Linked DNA regions of Mus musculus: region 1 is linked to region 2. A link is a loop called in an ENCODE intact Hi-C map of the cell type or tissue named here. Cell type or tissue: heart. All regions are shown on one strand.

Region 1 (5,000 bases), 68 kb before region 2:
TGAGGTCTGCTCTGCCTCCTTGCTCTCTTCCTCCCAGACCCTAAGCCTTGACTCTCTGTGCCCCATCTCTTGGCTATATCCTCCTTTGAATTTCCATCCTGTTCACGGAATGTCCTTCCCTGTCGTATGCTGCCACACAGCCCACCTTCGTGGGGACCCCACTCCTCCTGCATCCAGTTTTGGGTAGAGGCCTCCTCAGTAACTTCCCACCATGTTTCTTTGTCTTCCTGAATCCTCTCCTTAGCTCTGTCCAGAAGTCTCAGAGAGAGCGGAATGCACCTTAGCAGCCCGAATAAAGTGGAGGTAACTGAGCAACCACTTTAAATGTCATTGATTTCAATTTCTTTCTTTCTTTTTTTAAAGTATAGAATAGAGTTTATTTAGGGCATGCGGAGGGGAGTTAAGAGGGTAGTAGAGGCAGGGAAAGGCAGAGAGGAGGAGAGAGTAGATAAGTGGAGGTCGGCCATGGCCACGTGAAGAGGGGGGGAAGGGAAGGGGAGCAAGAGGGCAAGATGTAAGAGAGTGTCAGAGGGTAAGAGCAATGTGAACTTCTTGATGCTGCAGTTGAAATAGCTACATATATAGTTCTTGGCCAAATGATCGTGCAGCAGAGCTGTCCTTTAAGGTTTACAGGGGCTGCAGAGGTCCTGTGTCCATGTGTGCGTCCCAGGACTGTGGGGGCTGTTATCTACTGCCTTTCTTCCAAAGGCTCATCAAGCTCACTGGGCTCTTTCTTTATTCTTCCCAGCAAGCCATTGTCTTTATCTTAGGGAACAAGGACATAATGCAGTCAGGTGCCCTCAAACCTCCGGTGTGACGGCCCTGCCTCCACTCCCACCTGATCCTGTCACTTCCTATTTCACTGAGACCTGGGAAGCTTTCGGGCCACCTGACTGATCACATTGCCACCTCTCGGGCGGGCGGGCCCCTTTCAATCACATGCGGCATGTTCCGAATAGCCTTATCTTATAAACAATGGGAAGCCCAGGCCTGCCATCCTCCCTTATCACCTTCCTGCTAGCCCCCCCCCCACTTTCCTACCGCTTGTCAACGCGGCTTTCTGGAAGCTGTCCACACTTGCTATCTCTCCTTTCTCACCTCACTTTCACTCCACAACCTAAGGCGGACTGGCTTGTGTCCACACCACTCCACAGCAATGCCCTGTCAAGGTCACCAGTGGCCTTTTCCCTTCAGAACTTATCTTGACCTTCAAGGCAAGGGGAGGTGATCACTGAACCCCATTCCTTTACAACACTCTTGCTCATCAGTTGCTTGGACACCTGAGTCCCCGGATTCTTCTGAGGCCATCCCCAAGTTTCCACACTGCTCCCTTCTTCCTTTCCTAGCTTGTTTCATCCTTGAGCTTTGCAGGTAGGGAAGGCTGTAAGCCCGGGATGGTGGCTCCTCCCTCCTAACGCATTCCTTGCCGAAACACCTGGGAATTTGCTTTCTCACCCAAGAGCTCCTCTGTTGTTTTGAACTCATTTGTACCCTGGATCCCGCTGCTCAGAGCCCGACATGCCTTCCTGGGGTGTATTTATAACCCCCACTTGGAGAAGGAACACTTGGACATCTGTTTTGTTCATTTGTCTCCACAAAAGGCAGCATGCTTCGGAAAGGGACACTGACAACTGAAGAGTGTACTGGGAGAGACTGTTGACTGGTCAGAAATCCAAGTTCCATGAAGTCACTGAAAGAAAGAAAGAAAGAAAGAAAGAAAGAAAGAAAGAAAGAAAGAAAGAAAGAAAGAAAGAGGGAGGGAGGGAGGGAGGGAGGGAGGGAGGGAGGGAGACCATTTTGCCTAGGAGAGAGCAGGGTGAGGTGGGGTGGGGGTGGGGTGGATTTTGAATAAAGGTAAAGAAAGAAGTTCTAGTATATTCCAGAAGATCTAGATCCCTTAGATTGCAGCTCGAGGACTGTCTTGCCTAGCAGGAAGAACTAAAGAAGATCAAGTTAGGCTTTAAATGATGATAAAAGTAAAAAGTGCTGTCTCCCCATTTCTTGCTGAGCCCACTGGTCTAGCACTGCAGAAAACCCACAAGCCATGGAGGGTAATTTCAAACTTGCTGTCTCACAAGATCTATCAAAAGCTCTCTGGAGAAACAGCAAGGCTAAAACTCTGTACTCCCACTTTTTGGCTGCTCCAAGATGTACCGAGATCAGAGGGAGCTGAGCACCCCAATCTATCCCTTTTCGACCCCTCCTGGAGAGACTGTTTTCCTGACTTGTTTTGGTGCGATGCCATCCGCCTATTTGCAGGGCCGATCCCAGCGTCTGCCCCTAGGAGCTCTCGGCTGTGATCATTAGGGGGATGTTTGCTCATTACCTCACACTGTGTTCCCTTTATGAGGCCCCCCCAGGAGAAATTCCTGTCTGATTTTAGTACCAAGAAGAGTTGTAATTCTCTTGAGCCATGGCTCTGTTTTTATCTCACGGACACTGGGACTAGTGTAAGGGACATGGTCTCCTTTTCATTTTGGCTGCGGGAAAGCTTAGGAACAAATTGGTCGCCCACCCACAGGAGGAAAATAGGCCATCCCCGGGTGAATTTTGGCATTATTCCCGCGTCTACTTTGTCTTCCCTTTGCCTTTTTCTCTCTTAGATTTCCTTCCTATTGTGTTATAGAAAATTGAGAACATAACAGCAAAGATAAGTCAACATCACGAGTCATTTCCCTCTCAAGACAAACCCACTACTGACACTGTCTTCTAATGAACACACACACACACACATATGACACTAGATTGCCCACGTTTTTCCAGCTTGCTTTTCCAATGTCACAAAACTCTTTCCACATAATTAAATGTTCTTGAAGTAATTAAAATTTTCTGTGTTGCTTTAGCAATTTAATACTGATAAATTCATAATGCTTCTTTACCGTATGGCTGGCTTTCTGTATATGTGTCTATTTATTCACACAGTATTAGCAGCTGAATCAAGGGCCTTCTGTGTGCTAGGCAAGCACTCTACCAGAAAGCTACACCCCAGTCCTGGTTTTATGTGTATTTACATAGACATACATGTAGCAGGTTATTTGAGTTGTTATGTAATTACACTATGTAAGCATATGTACTATAAGTTGTAATATTCCTGTGTGTCAACTAATTTGATGCTCATGATCCTGTGAGGTAGAGATATTGGTATCCCTCTTTTATAGGTGAGAAAGTCAAGGCTGAGAAAGATGCAAAGACTTGCCCAGGCCACACAGCAGAGGCACTAGTTGGATGCAGGCACTCTGGCTCCAAACTGTGTTCTTCCAAGTGCCCTGTCTCCTTCCAGCATACCACTGAGATGTCAAAGTCCACCATGGTTAAACATTTCTTGTAGTCCCTTTTGCCTCATTTCTGATTTATGTTATTTTGCCGTGTTTTAAGTACCCCTGTAACTCACCTGCAGTCCTTTCTACCACAAGGCAAGGCATAAATAAACAGTACAGAGTGGTAAACGACATAAACAGGCAAAGCTAAAACACAACCCCAGGGACCAAGGGTGAGTCCAGACTGTCCCCGCAATGACATGGATTTATTTCCTTGGGCTGTAGCTGGCCTGCCTCCCTGGAAGAGCTGGCTTGGGTGGCCAGCTCTCAGGAAGACCAGGAAGAAGGGCCTTCGTCCAAGGAGAACAAGCTGGGCCAGCCCATCCCCGAGGCCCTTTCTTAGGTTCTCAGAGTCTATGAAAGTGGAAGGAACAGAATGAGGCGGGCTGAAGCAAGGAAGCCCTTGGGCCAGAATCAGGAGTGGAGTTTTTCTGTCTGAGTCTGTTATTGAATCACATTCTAAATGAGAAAGAAACTTAACAGTAACTAGTTTCAAGCTCGCAGCTGGATAGATTCTCACCTCTGAACTCTGGCTGTAGCTGCAAGACAGCCAAAGGTTACCATTCTTGTTCACAGTCCTTTTGTTAAGGCAACAGAGAACCAGGCCAGAGGCTGGGTGGCCCGAGGACACCCCAGGAGACTGTAATTGCGCGAGGTTATCCATTAGACAAACGTGGTGAGAGAGCTCATGTTTCTTTGAGATGGGGTATGTTCCCCATGCTGGCCTTGAACTCCTGGGCTTAAGATAGCTCTCAAGCCTTCGGCCTCCAGAGTAGCTGAAGTGGCAAAAGCACACCACCCACAGGAGAACACCACTGCCTCAGGCCAGGAGCCCAGATTACTGTATCCAAATTATATATATATACACACACATACATACACACACACACACACACACACACACACACACACACACACACACATATAAGTAGCCAGAAATTTGGGAAAGTTATCCCTAGCCTCTGAAGCCTCCACACCCTTAGTTGAAGAGTAGAGTCAATTGGTACTATGCAAAGCTATTGTGGGAATCTCCCTAGGGATATTAAAAAAAAAAAAGGATCTAGGAGCTGCCAAGTCAGCTTCAGGGGACCCTGGGAGAACTGAACTGGCCCCATCTCTGAAGTTCAGGATAGACCTGAGTAGGCCACTATCCAGGTGCGTCCGAGCTTCTTGGCCTTTAGCCTCGAATCACCACAGCTTCCAGGCCTAAAAGAAAATTGGCAGTGACAACTCTGTGAGGTTTAGGCGCTGCCTCTTGTTGCCCCCCACCCCATCCCCTAGAGCCTAGGGGCAGAAAGTTCACATCCCTTTCCAGTTCCCCTTCCTCACGCCTCTGGGGCCGAGTGCCCATAGGGGCAAGGCCCTGAGCGTAGTGCCACCGGGGCCACCAGTCTGGGTTGGAGGAAGGCTGGACCTCTGCGAAGAAAAGAAAACAAACACAGATGTGTTTGGCTGGGACCGGGAGGGAGAAAGCCGTTCTCGCCCCCACCCCACCCCCACAGGGTGCGCGCCGGCCCTGCCCCCTCTCCGGGGTTTCCCCGGGCGCTCCTCTTGCTTTCTCTTTGTCTCTGCTGTTCTTTCTCCGGCTCCCAGGTTCCCACCCGCTCGCTCTCGCCCTCTGGAGCATCCCGGGCCCGTTGGCTTTAACTTTCTTCTTCCCGGGGTTAAAACTTTGCTCGTGAG
Region 2 (5,000 bases):
CCGATTGAGTTTGAGTGGACTGAAGGATTGAGGAGCCTCAGAACAAGCCGGGACATGGCTGTCTGTTCTTCACTGACGGCAGAATTCTCTGAATTGTTTGTGGTGTGTCCTGAGGAGGAACTTGTTCTAAAGAATTACACATTTGTGTTTATGGCATTGTTGGCTTTTTACATCAGTCATTGCCAGCCCAGTGACATCTGACACTCTTGGCAAAAGGCTTGGTCCCTGGGACACTGTTATAAGCACGCATGGTGAGTGAAGAGCAGACCAGCTGTGTCTGATCCGTTCCAGGGACCCTGGCGGCAACCTGGCCAGGTGGGTAGAGAATGAGCCTCCACTATCTTACGTAACAACTCGGTCTTGATTCCATCAGGGCTCCAGCTGGGCTTCAGAAGGAGTTGACACCCCTGCTCTTTGTCATCTTGTTGGGATTTTTTCAACCTGTGCCTAAATCATAGGAGGGAGTATCAAACCTGACCAGGTGCTTAGTCAGGCTCTTTAGTCATCTGGCAAACTCAAATAAAAGATACAAGGCACTGCAGAGTACCCCAGACGGAGTGAATACTTCTGATGGAGAATATGAAGTGCGGGTGAAATGCACTTCAGGCCAGGCCAGTTTGGGAAAACAGCTTGGTACTGTCTACTAATGACCCCACTCCTAGATGTGTGTCTGTCAGGAATGTCAATATACGAACGCCTTCCAGAGACATGTACTGCAGTGTTTGAGACAATACTATGCGTGACACTATGTACAAATGTCCTTTAACAACTCAGCAGGAAATTAAGTGGTTGCATATCATATAGCATTGTTATACAGAATGAGCAAGTGTATAATTCATAAGGACACACGATGCTTGGTTAATGTAGCCAGACAGGGACTGTGTGTTTCCACTATATGAAGTGTGGAGACAGGCAGAGCTCGTGTATGTTGGAGGAGGCAGGAATTCGGTTACTCGGGTTGAATGGTGGATGGTGGTAGAGGCTCATCTCCGCCTCATACCTGTAGACGAGTGCTGTATCTCTGAGCTCTACCTCTCTGTCAGTCCAGGGCTCTGGTTCTTATCCGGATGATAATTCCTATGGATGGGTTCCATCTGTGAAAAGTCCCTGAGGGGTATCCTTTATGGGTCATTTTCTGACAAATTGTAAATGTTAATAAAAAGTTGAAAGGTGGAGGCTGCGGAGATGGCTCATTGGTTAAGAGCAAACACTGACTCTGCAGAGGACCGGAGGTCAGTTCCTTATATCCTCATCAGACAGCTCCAAGGCATCTGGTACCCCATTGTGGCTTCCATGGACGTCTGCTCTGTCTTCCTCCCTCTTCCCCTCTTTTCTCTCTTTCCTTCCCTTCTCTCTCTCTTTCTCTGTCTGTTTCTGTCTCTCTCTCACATACACTTGCCCTCCCCTAGTCAAAACCCTGTGTGTGTGTGTGTGTGTATCCTTATTCCCAGAGCATCCTATTCATGATACCAGAGGCAGAAGCAATCCCTGTGTCCATAGACAGTGAATGGATAATCAAAGTCTGTTACCAATCCATAGTGTGTGTAAGACTCTAGAAGGAAGGAGACTCTGACACATGCTCCGGTAGGAATGAGCCACAAGGCATTCTGCTAAGTGAAAGGAGCTGGTCACAAGAGAAGAGCAGTCTGGTGAGTCCACTTTCATGAGGTCTTTCAAAGACAGAAAGTAGACATCTTAGGTCAGTGGGACTGCTGGTGGAGTGGGGAAATGGGGAGTTAGTGTGTCACGGGACAGGGTTTTATTTGCAGGAAGACAAAAGTTCTGTGCATGGATGCAGGTGACTGTACCAATGTGTCAATATAGGTGATGCCACAGAACTGGACACATAGAAATGCTTAAGATGGTAAATGGTCCGGTTTTTTTGTTTGTTTTTTGTTTTGTTTTTTAATTGCTTTGTTTTTCAAGACACGGTTTCTCTGTGTAGCCCTGGCTATCCAAGAACTCACTCTGTAGACAAACAAGGCCGGCCTACTCACAGAGGTCTGCATGTCTTTACCTTCCTAGTGCTAGGATTAAAGGTGTGCACCACCACCACCTGGCAAGTGTTCTTGTATATACTTGACCATAATAAGATATCCATGATCACAAAGGATAATGTGCTCAGGAGTCGAAGATAGGACAACCCAGAACAAGAGAGGCTCCAATAGCAGGTGCTACTGAGGAGCCCGGGACAGAAGCTCTCAAAATGAGGGAGCCGGTAATGGCCTGGGAAGAAACCATTCAGCCAGACCTGCTAGGCCAGTGGGCTGGCATGCGGAACCTGATGCTTCCGTGCCATACAGAATGAGTGTGTAACCCATACTGACTTTGGAGTTGAAGGAGCCCGGCCTTTCTGGCTAGCTAGCTGCTTAACCCCAGGACATTCAGCTCTGCCTGTGCTCTGACCTCAGGCAGTACTCCCGCCAGCTGCTGGAGCTGGAGAGGTGGCTTGGCCAGGGGAAGGGCAGGACTTCCCCCCTGGGCTTTGTCTTGCTCCGTGAGAGGCTGGGACCACAGCCCTGAGCTGGCAGCCAGGGCTTGCTGCCCGCTGGACATTGCAGAGTCGAATTCCTGTATACTGAGGGCATTCTTGTGTCAGGTTTCTAGTGGAGAGGGTGAGGGTGACTTTGAGGGCAGAAACTTGACTTGCTGGGGTCAACCAGAGACCATATTAGAAGGAAAGCTGATGGCTTATTCTCTGGTCATCAGGGACTAAGCTGCCCTTAGTGCCCGACCTTTAGAGAGAGCCTAAAAAACAGCATTGCACCTGGATCCAAGCTTCTAGGGCCAGCCATCGGGTCAACCCTGGCCACTCTGGCTGTCCTGTCCTAGGAAGTCTGGCTTCCTTCCTCACTACACTGGCCATCCACTGCTTGTTCCTTTAGGCAGCCAAGTGCCTCTGTGTGCCCATTCTCTCTCGCTCTCCCCACACCTCCTCTCTCTCCAGGGTCTCATGCAACCCGAGTGGAATTCAGACTGGCTATGCATCTGAAGATGACCTTGAACTTCTGACCTTTCTGCCTCCATCTCCCGAGTGCTGGGTTTGCAGGTGTGTGCCATCACACTTATGTATGTGGTGCTGGTGACTGAACCCATGGCTTTGTGCACGCTATGCAAATACTTGGCCTACTGAACTAGATTCCCAGTCCCTATTCCCTGCCACGCTCCCCCACCCCTCCTCCACCCCAAGGCATTTGGAGCTGATGTCTGTGAATGACGGCCCTGGAAACTTAAGAACTCAGGAAAAAAACAGTTTCCAGATAGATGTCAGAAGAGGCATGAATCCAGATGATTCTGTTAGACACCTATTGAGGTGTGGGAGTTCTTCAGTGTTTGTGACACTATGCCTGGTTTCTGTGGGGATGAAGAGACATGGGCTGATGAAGCCATGCTGAGACATGGCTTTGCTCAAAAAAGAACTTGGTTTCTGGGGCAACTGCTCTCTTCCACCATACTCTTTCTTGCATTATCTCTCTGTGCTGTTGGTAGAGAATGACCACTGTCTCTAGGATGGGAGCCTTGTCCTCCAACTTGAAAGATAGAAAGGAGACAGCCCAAAGATGGAGATGGGGGTGAATGAGAGGAAGGAATAGGCATGGGAGTCAAATGTCCTGTTTTGATCAAAGCAGTCTCTTCCAGGGGGGATTAAGGTACCAAACAGATCATTTCCATCCAAAGTGGTCGACTGGACCAACTAGGGCTGCATCACCTGGAACTGGCTGACAGGGTGGATTCTTGGGTCCAGCCAACCTGTGTCAGAGTCTGCATCTTAACAGGATCCTCTATTGATTTCTGTGTGCACTGACGTTGGAGGAGGCCTGAGTGGGCTGCACTTCCTGGTCCAGAGCCAGCAAGTGACTTCTCTGTGGTCATGTAGATGGTTCATTGAACAGACAGAACTCAGCACACTGTCTCAACTGGCCTACAGATTTATGCCTGGGTGAATTTTTGTTTGTAGTTTGTGTCTTTGGGGAATGTCCTAGGGTTTTGATTGCTGAGATAAAGCAACATGAGGATGAAAGGGTTTATTTCATCTGATACCTTATAGTCCCTCATCCCAGAAAGTCAGGGCAGGCACTCAAGCAAGGCAGGAACCTGGAGGCAAGAGCTGGCACAGGGGCTGCAAACGATGCTGCTTACTGGTTTGTTCCCCATGGTTTGTTCAGCATGATTTCTTACCGCACCCAAGACCACCAATGCAGGGGTGTCACCACTCATTGTGAGCTGGGCCCTCCCACATTAATCATCAATAAGGAAATGGCCTGTAGACTTGCCTACAGGCCAGACCTATGGAAGGACTTTCTCAAGATGCCCTCTTCCAGGATGACTCTCATTTGTGCCAACTGACAAACATGCTAACAAGCGAAGGACATTTTTATAGAAAGATGGCGGAACTATGAAGTAACACTGCCTCCGAGCTGGCACGCTGAATGGAGTAGCACGCTAAGTGGAGTAGCCTAAGGCAATGCTTCTCAGCCTTCTTAATGCTGCCACCCTTGAATACAGATCCTCATGCTGTGGTGACCTCCAACCATAAAGTTACTTCATTGCTACTTCATAGGTAATTTTGCTTCTGTCATGAATCATAATGTAAATATTTGATATGCAGGATATCTGATACATGTTCCCTGTAAAAGGTTGTTCAACACCCAAAGCGGGTCAAGACCTACAGTTCAGGAATGGCTGACCTGAAGCTCTGGGTTTGTTTTTTTACCATAGAGCATGGTACCTCTCACTTCTAAACAATGGGTTGTTCTGTTGTCACCTTCTCATTGCTGCCCCTTGAGGGAGATCATATCCCATGACACTCATGTCATCTCATTCTTACTTCCATACGCTGGTCCTTTAAAGCCAAGGAAATGGAGACCCAGAAAGAAAAGTGCTGGCCTTTTACCAAAAGAAAGAAAGGATGCCATTTGAGAGCATGGTCACAGGATGCTAGCCTCTCACATATTTGTGCTTAAGGATGCTGGGTAAAATTATATATAATTTGCATTTGT

Evidence for each region. A loop is a pair of places that touch in the nucleus more often than their neighbours do. Peaks named below come from ENCODE experiments on the same cell type or tissue, not always from the same donor. Only the 100,000 strongest peaks of a DNase experiment are listed, where the experiment ranks them.
Region 1: it touches region 2 in a loop (2.2-fold over the local background); 3 of 42 quality-filtered maps call a loop at or near these places.

Annotation. Positions count from the first base shown.
Region 1 is chr11:68,387,071-68,392,070 of GRCm38, reverse strand. No RefSeq gene overlaps it. Among named protein-coding and RNA genes, the nearest start is that of Ntn1, 2.7 kb to the right of the region's middle. In heart, a CTCF peak has its summit at 2,280; DNase peaks (open chromatin) are centred at 920, 1,450, 3,610 and 3,930; H3K4me3 peaks cover 2,525 bases; H3K27ac peaks cover 3,894 bases; H3K27me3 peaks cover 4,094 bases.
Region 2 is chr11:68,319,058-68,324,057 of GRCm38, reverse strand. All of the region lies in intron 2 of Ntn1 (netrin 1), which reads left to right. Among named protein-coding and RNA genes, the nearest start is that of Ntn1, 65 kb to the left of the region's middle. In heart, no CTCF peak of the experiment used is centred here; a DNase peak (open chromatin) is centred at 2,477; H3K27ac peaks cover 751 bases.